Linked DNA regions of Homo sapiens: region 1 is linked to region 2. The links are chromatin loops, found by intact Hi-C in ENCODE. Cell type or tissue: ovary. All regions are shown on one strand. Each heading gives the region's core, and the rest is flanking DNA. Links, peaks and the distances in the headings are about the cores only.

Region 1 (5,366 bases), core at 208-5,207, 300 kb before region 2:
ATCTTTTTTTTAGAGACAGGGTCACTCTGTTGCCCACGCTGGAGTGCAGTGGCGTCATCATAGCTCACTGTAACCTTGAACTCCTGGGCTCAAGTGATCCTCCCACCTCAGACTCCCTAGTAGCTGGGGCTACAGGTGTGCACCACCACACCCAGCTAATTTTTAAATTTTTGTAGAGATAGGGTCTCACACTATGTTGCCTAGACTGGTCTCGAAGTCCTGGCCTCAAATGATCCTCCCGCCTCAGCCTACATGTGTTCTTTCAAACCCAGAGAAATTCACAGGAAGAGCCAACTCAATCACTTGAAACACCAGGTAGAAATAAGAAAAAGTTATATTGCAGGGATCCCGCTTGGAGATGTTGGGGGCCTAAGGTGAGGGATCCAGCTGCCGCTGAAAGAAGGGAGGAGATTTGCCCAGGAAGACAGGAGCCAGTAAAGTGCCCTGACCACAGTGGGTGGTGGGGGTGAGGGGCTGGTGGTGGAGCATCAGTGGGAAATATCACTCCTCATATTTGCGAGAAGTGTGCCATGGTTGGAAGGTGGCTTAGGTGGCGGGCAGACCAAGTTCAAATCACAGTATAGCCACTAACTTGTAAGATGTGCACTGAGCTTTTTTCTTCATTGGCAAAATGGGTATGATAGTAGTCTTTACCTCGGGGGTCGCTGGAGACTGAATGAAATGTCTGCAAGACTTTCAGCACATTAGGCTGTCATTAGCCCTGTGCAGTTAGCTACTATTCTTATTTTATTGAGTTGACAGATGTGTTGAGACCCTGCTGTGAGCCAGGGTCCTATCCTAGGCACTGAGGATTCAGCAGTCAACAAGACAGACAAGATCCTTGCTGTCCTAGGGTTTACATTCTAGCCATTCTAGCCCGGGAAGACACACAATAAACAGGATCATTTCACTTTGTGTTTTTGAGATGGAGTCTCGCTGTCACCCAGGCTGGCACAATCTCAGCTCACTGCAACCACTGCCTCCCAAGTTCAAGCCCATCTCCTGCCTCAGGCTCCTGAGTAACTGGGATTACAGGCATGCGCCACTATGCCCTGCTGATTTTTGTATTTTTAGTAGAGGAGGGGTTTTGCCATGTTAGCCAGGCTGGTCTTGAACTCCTGACCTCAGGTGATCTGCCTACCTTGGCCTTGTACAGTGCTGGGATTACAGGCGTGAGCCACTGTGCCCAGCCTTTTCTTTCTTTTTTTTTTTTTTAATTAAAAAAAATCCTGGCTGGGCACAGCGGCTCACGCCTGTGATCACAGCACTTTGGGAGGCTGAGGCGGGCAGATCACGAGGTCAGGAGATCGAGACCATCCTGGCTAACAAGGTGAAACCCCGTCTCTACTAAAAATACAAAAATTAGCCAGGTGTGGTGACAGGCGCCTGTAGTCCCAGTTACTCGGGAGGCTGAGGCAGGAGAATCACGTGAACCTAGGAGGCAGGAGGAGGCGGAGTTTACAGTGAGCCTAGATTGCACCACTGCACTCCAGCCTGGGCGGCAGAGTGAGAGGCCGTCTCAAAAAAAAAAAAAAAAAAAAAATCCTGATCCTGCCTCTTCAGATAGTTTTAACTGTGATGGAGAAAATTTAACAGGGTAAGTGGAGAGCAAATGGCTGATGGGGCAAGATGGCGGTGGTTACCTTAGCTTTGATGGTCAGGGAAGGCCTCCCAGGCCTCTTTGAGGAGTCATGTGAACTGATACCTTAATGAGCAGTGGCACTGGCTATGCCGAAAGTTGAAGAAAGAACATTCCAGGTAGAGGGAACAGCAAGTGTTAAGGCCCGGAGGTGGGAGTGAGTTTGCTACAAAGAGTATCAGTTTGACTGGAGAAGAGTTAATTCCTAGTTTTCAAGTTGATACTACTTTAATTTTTTTTTTTTTTGTGGCAGGGTCTGCTCTGTCGCCCAGGCTGGAGTGCAGTGGCATGATCTCAGCTCATTGCAACCTCTGCTTCCTGGGCTCAAGTGATCCTCCTGCCTCAGCCTCCCAAGGAGCTGGGATTACAGGAATGTGCCACCACACCTGGCTAATTTTTTTTTGGTACTTTTAATAGAGGAGACAGGTTACACCATGTTGGCCAGGGTGGTCTCAAACGCCTGACCTCAGGTGATCTGCCTGCTTCAGCCTCCCAAAGTGCTGGGATTACAGGTGTGAGCCACTGCAGCCGGCCACATTTTTTCTATTTTTTGTAGAGACCTGTTTTGCCCAGGCTGATCTTGAACTTCTGGGCTCAGGTGATCCTCCACCCTCAGTCTTCCAAAGTGCTAAGATTACAGGCACGAGCCACCATACCTGGCCTACTTTTTTATAAAATAATAATAATGATAGCAGCTTACCTGGTGCTTACTCTGTGCTAGATGCTTTTCTAAGCATTTCACACATTCCTCAGTTAATCCTGACAGTAGTCCAGTGAAGTAATTAACTTGATCAAACTCATTTTACAGATGAGGAAACTGATTCCACCCTCCATGCTCTTCACCTGCATTCTAAACTCTTCCAGGGCCCTCCTTACCAGGCAGAGGCAAATTGAGGAAGTGGACACAGCATTTCCTTTCCTTGTTGTTTGACATGCAAAGCACTTTAGACTATATTTAGTACCTAATTGATGTGGCAGCAGGGGCCGCCTGGGATGTTGTGGCATCATTTTTGCTCTCAATGAGACACGATAGGGATGGTTTGGTGGTGGTTTCAAAACTAAAGACCCTCCAGCAGAGCCTGTCAAGTAAAACAAGGTTGACTGCTTGGTTGCCATACCAGGCACAGGTTAGCATGAAACAAAGTGTAGTGTCCAAGGAGAGGGAGCAGGGTGTCTCCTTTGGGTGAGCTTTGCAAGGGGACTTGGGACTTGGCTGGAAAAGGTGTTTTTTTTTGTTTGTTTGTTTTTGTTTTTTTTGAGTCAGAGGCTCGCTCTGTTGCCCACGCTGGAGTGCAGTGGTGTGATCTGGGCTCACTGCAACCTCCGCTTCCTGGGTTCAAGCGATTCTCCTGCCTCAGCCTCCTGAGTACCTGGAGTTACAGGCGCCCACCGCCACTCCCAGCTAATTTTTGTATTTTTAGTAGAGATGGGGTTTCACCATCTTGGCCAGGCTGGTCTCCAACTCCTCACCTCAAGTGATCCGACGGCCTCAGCCTCCCAAAGTGTTGAGATTACAGATGTGAGCCATGCACCCAGCTGGAAATGGTGTTTTAAGCACACTAGCCATGTGGGCTGTTAAAGTATCATACTATAGCCCATCAACTAAGACAATGATTCTTGGACCTGTAAGGGCCCCAGGTCCCTGCTCCGGCATCATGACCTGTGTGCACTTTGATTTGCTGTAGCGTGGGCGTATTTTGAATGAAGGGTAGCCCTGGTTAGATGTGAGGACAGTAGTGGGTGCTTTTAAGACTAAAAATATTGGGTGGGCATGGTGGCTCAGGCTTGTAATCCCAGCACTTTGGGAGGCCGAGGTGGGAGGATTACTTCAGACCAGAAGTTCAAGACCAGTCTGGGCAACATAGACCCCAACTCTGCAAAAAAAAAAAAAGTTTTTGTTTTTGAGACAGTTCTCACTCTGTTGCCCAGGCTGGAGTATAGTGGTATGATCACAGCTCACTGCAACCTCTGCCTCCTGGGTTCAAATGACTGTCCTGCCTTAGCCTCCACAGTAGCTGGGATTACAGGCGCCCACCACCACACCCGGCTAATTTTTATATTTTTAGTAGAGATGGGGTTTTACCATGTTGGCCAGGCTGGTCTCAAACTCCTGACCTCAGGTGGTCTTCCCGCCTCAGCCTCCCAAAGTGCTGGGATTACAGACGTGAGCCACCGCATCTGACCTCATCTCTGCAAAAAATTTTTAAATTAGCCAGGCTTGGTGATGTGCACCTATAATCCCAGCTACTCAGGAGGCTGAGGTGAGAGGATCACTTGAGCCCAGGCACTACCACACCTTGAGCCCAGGAGATCAAGGATACAGTGAGCTATGATCACACCACTCTGTGTCTAAAAAAAAAAAAAAAAAAAAAAGACTGAAAGTATGGAGAGCATCTTTCATCTGTCCATCTGTGAAACATTTCTTCACCTACCCTGTGTGTCAGGGTCCATGCTTGACACTGACAGTATAAAGTTGAATAAGACACTGGTTCTCAAAAGCCCACAACAGTGCTGTCTGTTAGAAATATAACGTGGGGCCGAGCGCGGTGACTCATGCCTGTAATCCCAGCACTTTGGGAGGCTGACGCGGGTGGATCACTTGAGTTCAGGAGTTCGAGACCAGCCTAGCCAACATGGTGAAATCCCATCTCTACTTAAAATACAAAAATTAGCTGAGTCTGGTGGCATGTGCCTGTAATCCCAACTACTCGGGAGACGGAGGCAGAGAATCACTTGAACCCTGGAGGTGACAGTTGCAGTGAGCCAAGATTGCACCACTGCACTCCAGCCTGGGCAACAGAGTGAGACTCCTTCTCAAAAAAAAAAAAATGTGGGTCACTGATGAGGCTCATATAGGTAATTAAAAATTTTCTAGTAGCCATATTTTGAAAAGTAAAAGGAAGCAGGAAAGTAATTTTAATGATATATTTTATTTCATCTAAAACATCATTTCAACATGTAATCAATATAGAAATTATTAGTGAGCTATTTTACTTCCTTTTTTCCACATTAAGCGTTTGACATACAATATGTATTTTACACTTTCAGCGTATCTCAGTTGGTACCAGCCATGTTTCAAGTGCTCGGTGGCTACATGTGGCTAATGGCTACCACATCGGACAGCACTGGCCGAGGGTATGAGATTCACGTGTAAATCAAAGGTGGTAGTTCAGTGATAGATCTGACATGCCACTCCTGTTTTATCTTGGCGGAGAAGGGCAGATGTATGATGAAAAGCAGGTTTATCACAAGCAGTTATAGCTAACCAAAGAGCTACTGTCCATCAAACTTGCTGTATGTGCCTGGCACTGTGCTTAGTGTTGGTGGGTGTTGCCTGTGTTCGGAGGTGCCAGGGACTACAGTTATTCCCATTTCACAGATGAGGAAGCTGAGATAAGGCAATGAGAGGTCACTTGCTCAAAGTTGGGAAGTGGCAGAGGCAGCATTTGAGCTCAGGTGCAGAGTGTATACTTTTAAACCTGTTTTATATGCTGTATTGGAGGGTGTTTAAGGGGGATAGGGTCTGAGTTTTGAGCAATGAAAACCATAGGAGGGACTTGTTGCACAAAATCGATTCTGAGGCCGGTCGTAGAAGATCATACCTGTAATCCTAACATTTTGGGAGGCCCAGGCAGGAGGATTGCTTAAGCCCAGGAGTTTGAGACCAGCCTGGACAACAAAGCAAGACTCCACCTCTACAAAAATTTAAAAAATTAGCTGGGTATGG
Region 2 (5,366 bases), core at 139-5,138:
GGGATGAAGTCAGGGCAGGCCGGTGCCCTTTTTGGGAGGCACCAGGCGGGGAGGAGTTGGCGGAGCAGGTCTGGCTGTGAGCCAGCACCAGGCAACCCGGCCCTTGTCCAGGGACCTCTGCTGCCTTCTCTCTGGGGTCAGGAACCTCAGAGGAGGGGGCTCTGGGGACTGCATAGGACGCAGGCACTCGGAGGTGCCGGTGTGGATGGGTGGGGGTGAGAGAAGAGGGTTCTTATCGCGTCTCCTGTGATCAGCCTCTGGCCCCCTGGAGGAGGAAACCTCAGCGCTGCCCCTGCCCCCACCCTCACCCCCAACACCAAGAGTGAGGTGGGCGTGCCCCAGGCAGCGTCCTCAGCCCTGGCCAGCTACTGTGATGCCATCTTCTCCCCCATCCCCTTCTCTGGGGGGCCCACCCGTCCCCCACCCCCACCCCTTAGACCCTCATCGGGTCCCTTTTTTTTTTTTTTTTTCAGTTGTCTCCTCCCATCTTCAGATCATTCGAATCATTTTGGGGACTTAATCATGTACATGGACAAGTGTAAATTATGATTTTTGGTTTTGTTTTCTGTTATTTTTTAAGGATTTCTGCAAAAACAGATCTATTTAATTTGAGGTTGATGTTCTATCCAATGGCCGAAGATAGCAGCAGGTTTTTTTTTTCATATGTTGATTTGTTTCATTTGGATTTTTTTTTTATTATTCTTTATTGTCTTTTTTTTTTCCCCATCCCTGTCTTGAGATTTTCTGGCATGTTTCTGGAGGTTTCAAAGGAAATAAAGGTTTCATAGAAATGGCTTGTGTGTTCACTTTTGGGGCAGCTGCCTGGAGTTGCTGACCAGAGGGTGTGGTCCAGCATCGGCCCCTCCTCCTGCTCCTGTCCCCAAATCCCCCACACCATGACCACCACACACATGTCCTAAGAACCAGGGGCACCTGCCTTGCTAACTTCTTTTCCTTGGAATCCAAAGGACAGAAATCCAACACTCAGAATGTGAAATGTCCTTAAGTTCAAAAGAGTGAGATTCTGCCTCAGAGGTCATATACTGGAGGCCTGAAGGCCAGCCCCAGCCCAGAGGGTTGTGTTGGGTCTTAGAAATAGTGGCCAACTTTTAATCTGGACATTCAGCCAGGTGCAGTGGCTCATGCCTGTAATCCCAGCACTTTTTGAGAGGCTGAGGCAGGAGGATTGCTTGAGCCTAGGAATTCAAAACCAGCCTGGACAACATAGCAAGATCCTACCTCTAAAAAAACCTTTTTTTTTTTTTTTTTAACTTTTTTTCGAAACAGAAACTCTGTCACCCAGGCTGGAGTGCAGTGGTGCAATCTCAGCTCACTGCAACCTCCACGTCCTAGGTTCAAGTGATTCTCCTGCCTTAGCTTCCCGAGTAGCTGGAATTACGGGGACCCGGCTAATTTTTGTGTTTTTGTAGAGACGAGATTTCACCATGTTGGCCAGGCTGGTCTCGAACTCCTGACCTCAACTGATCTGCCCACCTCGGCCTCCCAAAGTGCTGCATTACAAGTGTGAGCCACCGCGCCCAGCTTAACTTTTTTTTTTAATGGATATTGCACATGAGGAAGGCCAGGTTTCCAGCTTGGTTGATCTGTCCTTTGCTGCAAGACTCACAAGGGGCCCCTGCCTCCTTTGGCCCTGGCCACATGGCTGCATTTGGGACACTCTTCCCCCTTCTGTCTGTAGAGGTGGGAGCAGACCCCTGCTGCCACTTGCCAAGTGAATGCTTTGGGGGTAGAAAGCAGCCCCTGATCGCCCCAGATCTGCATCTGGCCTGGTGAACATTTGCATTTTGGGAACCGGGATCAAACTGGTTTCTGAATCAGGAAATTCCTCCTGAAAATCCCGAAGTCCAGCCCCTTGAGGGAAGCCTAGCCTCCTGACGGGGCTGGCCAGGTGGGGTCTTTCTGCCTCCCTTACCCATGTACCTGTCGTGGAGTTTCACATCTCTGAGCTAAAACCCAGTGCTTCTCTGACTCAGACCCTGCCCCCTCCAAAAAATGTCTTTTTCCAAAAGGCGTGGGGCTGGCATCCGGAGGAGCAGGACCAGCCATTCCCACATCTCCTAAAAATTCTGGAGTTCTAGACACCCTCCCTGTCTCCGCCCTCCTCCTCCTCGAGGCCCCGTCCTCAACCCGCACTGCCCTCCCCCCGCCACCGGGCGAAGGGGGCGGGAAGCCTGGGAACAGGCTGTTCTCACATCCTCTCCTGGCGCCGGAGCCACGCCAGCTGCTTCCAGCACCCCACAACTCGCGCGCACGCCAGCCCCTGGTCGCGCCCAAACTGTGCTTTGAGGCCCGGCCCTTCCCTTCGTGTCCCAGTTTCCAGCTTCCTCTGCCCGTCTCGGACATCCCTGTCTCTCCTCCCCAATCTTTCTGGGTCCCTCATACCTCCGGCTCTCTCTGCAGATTGTTCTGCTGTTCCCCTAAAGTCTGTCTCCTTCTCTCCCCTGCCGCCCGCGTCTCTCCCCATCTCTGCCTGTTGTCCTGGGACTTTGCCTGCCCCTGATCCCAAGTCTCTCTCTCTCCACCCGCAATGTGGCTCCCTCTCACTCTTCCCTCTCCTGATAGATGTTACCTCCTTCTCTGCCTCCCCTCTTGGAGGACCTCTCCCTAAATCTGCTGCTGCTCTTCCCCAATCACCGTCCTCCTTCTCCTCCTCCCGTCTCTCCCAGCATGTCAGCTATTTTTTATTAGTTATTCCCTCTCTGCCGTTAAACCTCCTTCTCACCCCTGCTCCCTTCCTCTCTCCTGGTCCTTCCTCCTGTCTCTCTCCCTTCTGCACCCTCTTGCTCTTTTTTCTGATTCTCTCAATAACTGTGTGACTGTCCTCGTCTCTTTCTCTCTCCTGATCTGTGTCCTAGTTCCCTCACTCCTCACTCCCGCCCCCCACCCGTCGCCCACATCTCAGTCTCTCTCCCAGTGCCCGTGTCTAGATACCCTCCTGCCCTCCCTTAGCGCCTCTCTTTCCACCTTATCGCCACCGCTGATTTGCCCCACATCCAGGACACGGAGCCCCCTGGAGATGTCTGGGTCTGGGATGACACCTCCTGACACCCCCGTTCCCCACCCCAGCCTCAGGAGGGGCCAACCCACCGTCCTCTTCCCAGCCCTTCCCTTCCCCCGGCCCGGCTCCCGCCTCCCTCCCGGCTGCGCCCGCTGCAGCTGCAGCAGCCCGTTGCCAGGGCAACCACAGCTGGCTGGGCGGGAGCCCCTCCACCCCATCCCCCTTCTCCTCCTTTCTGGCAAAGCAGGGCGGAGCTGGGACAAAGCCGGGGAGAGGCAGGGTGCAGGCAGGGGAAGAAGGAGGTGGATGGAGGTAGGGGCTGGCTGGTCGCCTCACCCCCAACAAGGCCCGTCGACCCCCGGTCCTCCTTCTTGGTGATGCCCCAAACCAGACGGGAGAACGAGGCAGTCGTGGGCAGAGGGGTCAGGCCCAGTTTAATACACAGAACAAGTTAATTCACAGCAGAGGCAGGCAATAGAGGAGACTCGGTGACAAGTGAGGGGGCACTCCTGGATTAGGGGACATCCCCCCAAAACCCACCACCTCCCCCACCTGCAGTCTCAGTTTCCCTTTTTTAAAACCCGAACAACAAACACACACAACCACAAGAAACAACCACGCCCCCTCACTCCCCCAAAATGGCCAGCGAGGGGGGCGGGGGCCGCCAGGCCTGGCGGGGCGGGAGGAGGGAGAGAAAAGGAGTCCGTGGCGGAGTCTGTGCTTCTCATTCCAGCAGGCGCTGGGCGGGGGCCCACCCGGCCCCACCACCGCCACCCACCAGCCACGGCAGGCACGGGGCGGGCACAGGCTGGGGCGGTCGGGGAGGGGCAGGAACAGAGTTCAAAACCAAGGTTCACATCATGCAGTATCCACCGTGGGCACCAGGAGGGGCGGGTGGACACCACGCCCACCGCCCTGGGCACAAGAGGGGAAGGCGCCCACCTTGGGTGGGGCGCGGGACGGCTGCAGCTCCAGAAATTGGGGTTGGGGCGCCCGGCGGGGGGCCGGCAGAGGCGGGTGCCCGGTGGACACTCTCAGCAGCGCCCCTCCACCCAGCCAGGCCTTGGAGGACTCTTTGTATATATTAACTTCTTTTCTTTTCTTCTTTTTTTTTTTTTTAACTTTTTGTCTTTTTCTTTAGAAAAAGGCTCTGTCCATGCCCCTGGCTGGCACCCACCACCCCCCATGCCCGCCCAGAGGCGGGGTATGGCTTTGAGGGGAGAAGCCCCTGGTGTCCATTTGCCAAGGGACAGAGAGGGAGGGAGGGAGGGAGAGGCCCTGGCCGGGCCCACCCACCCACAGGGCAGACATTCCACTTGCACAGAGGGGAGGGGGTGGCCCAGCCCCCTCTCGGCTTCCCCCTCTCCCCCTCCCCCTGCGGGATGTTCAGGGTGGGGGAGAATTGAGGAGCTCGGAGAGGCAGGTAGGCGAGCACCACCCCAGAGTCGCGGCGAGCCGAGCCGGCCTAGGTGAGGGTGATGTAAGCAGAAGCCTTTTCCTTCAGGTGCCGGAGACAGAGGTGACAGCTCCAGCTCCCTGCGGGGGCAGCCGAAGCTGAAGTCAGGCCCGGGTCCGGGAGGGCTGCCCCAGCCCCTTCCCACCCCGAGGACACACAGTCTTCCACAACCAGGAGATGGCGTTCCCACCCACCCGCCCCATGGGATGCCCACCTCTCCTCTCACCTTCCGGGGGCTCCGCCATGGGGGGACTCAGGCAGTACATGTGGTAACCCCGATCGCAGTCATCACAAAACAGCAGCTGGTCCTGGGGGGTGAGACCCGCCCAGCTGGCACCCTGGGGGCACGGGCACCAGAAACGGGGGTGGGGGGCTGGGGCAGGGGCTAGGTCAAGGGGGCTGGGGGAGGTGAGGCCTTCCGAGAAAGGTTCTGAGAAGGTCTTTGCAGCAGGAAATGTGTGCGCAACACTGCTTAGCCAAACACATATCCCTCAGGACAGTCCCTTTGCGATTTATAGTGGGGGTTTTATAAGGCTCTGTGGAAGGCTTATTATTATTATTATTTTATATTTTTAGAGACAGGGTCCTACCCTGTTGCCCAGGCTGGAAGTGCGGTGGTGCAGTCACAGCTCACTGCAGCCTCACACTCCTTGGGGCTCAAGTGATTCTCCTGCCTCAGTCTCCTGAGCTGGGACTACAGGTGTGCGCCACCATGCACGACTTTTTTTTTTTTTTTTTTTTTTTTGAGACGGGAGTCTCACTATGTTGCCCAGGCTGGTCTGGTCTAGAACTCCTGGGCTCAAAATTCCTCAGCCTCCCAAAGTGCTGGGATTACACAGGTGGGCCACCGCTCCCGGTCTGTGGGAAGTTTAAATGACACCAAGATGATCT

The links. Hi-C counts contacts between places; a loop is a spot of excess contacts. Peaks named below come from ENCODE experiments on the same cell type or tissue, not always from the same donor. Only the 100,000 strongest peaks of a DNase experiment are listed, where the experiment ranks them.
Region 1: it touches region 2 in a loop (2.8-fold over the local background); 44 of 110 quality-filtered maps call a loop at or near these places.

The regions. Positions count from the first base shown.
Region 1 is chr19:37,912,504-37,917,869 of GRCh38, forward strand. All of the region lies in intron 1 of SIPA1L3 (signal induced proliferation associated 1 like 3), which reads left to right. Among named protein-coding and RNA genes, the nearest start is that of SIPA1L3, 8.0 kb to the left of the region's middle. RefSeq lists enhancers at 2,386-3,251, 3,252-4,117. In ovary, for the core only: no CTCF peak of the experiment used is centred there; no DNase peak of the experiment used is centred there.
Region 2 is chr19:38,207,579-38,212,944 of GRCh38, forward strand. It overlaps SIPA1L3 (signal induced proliferation associated 1 like 3), which reads left to right. Exons shown (of 22, transcript NM_015073.3): 22 at 1-791. It overlaps DPF1 (double PHD fingers 1), which reads right to left. Exons shown (of 12, transcript NM_001135155.3): 11 at 4,702-4,783; 12 at 3,428-4,555. The coding sequence ends at 4,485. Among named protein-coding and RNA genes, the nearest start is that of DPF1, 14 kb to the right of the region's middle. RefSeq lists an enhancer at 2,035-3,018. In ovary, for the core only: a CTCF peak has its summit at 2,139; DNase peaks (open chromatin) are centred at 2,223 and 3,251; H3K4me3 peaks cover 777 bases; H3K27ac peaks cover 945 bases.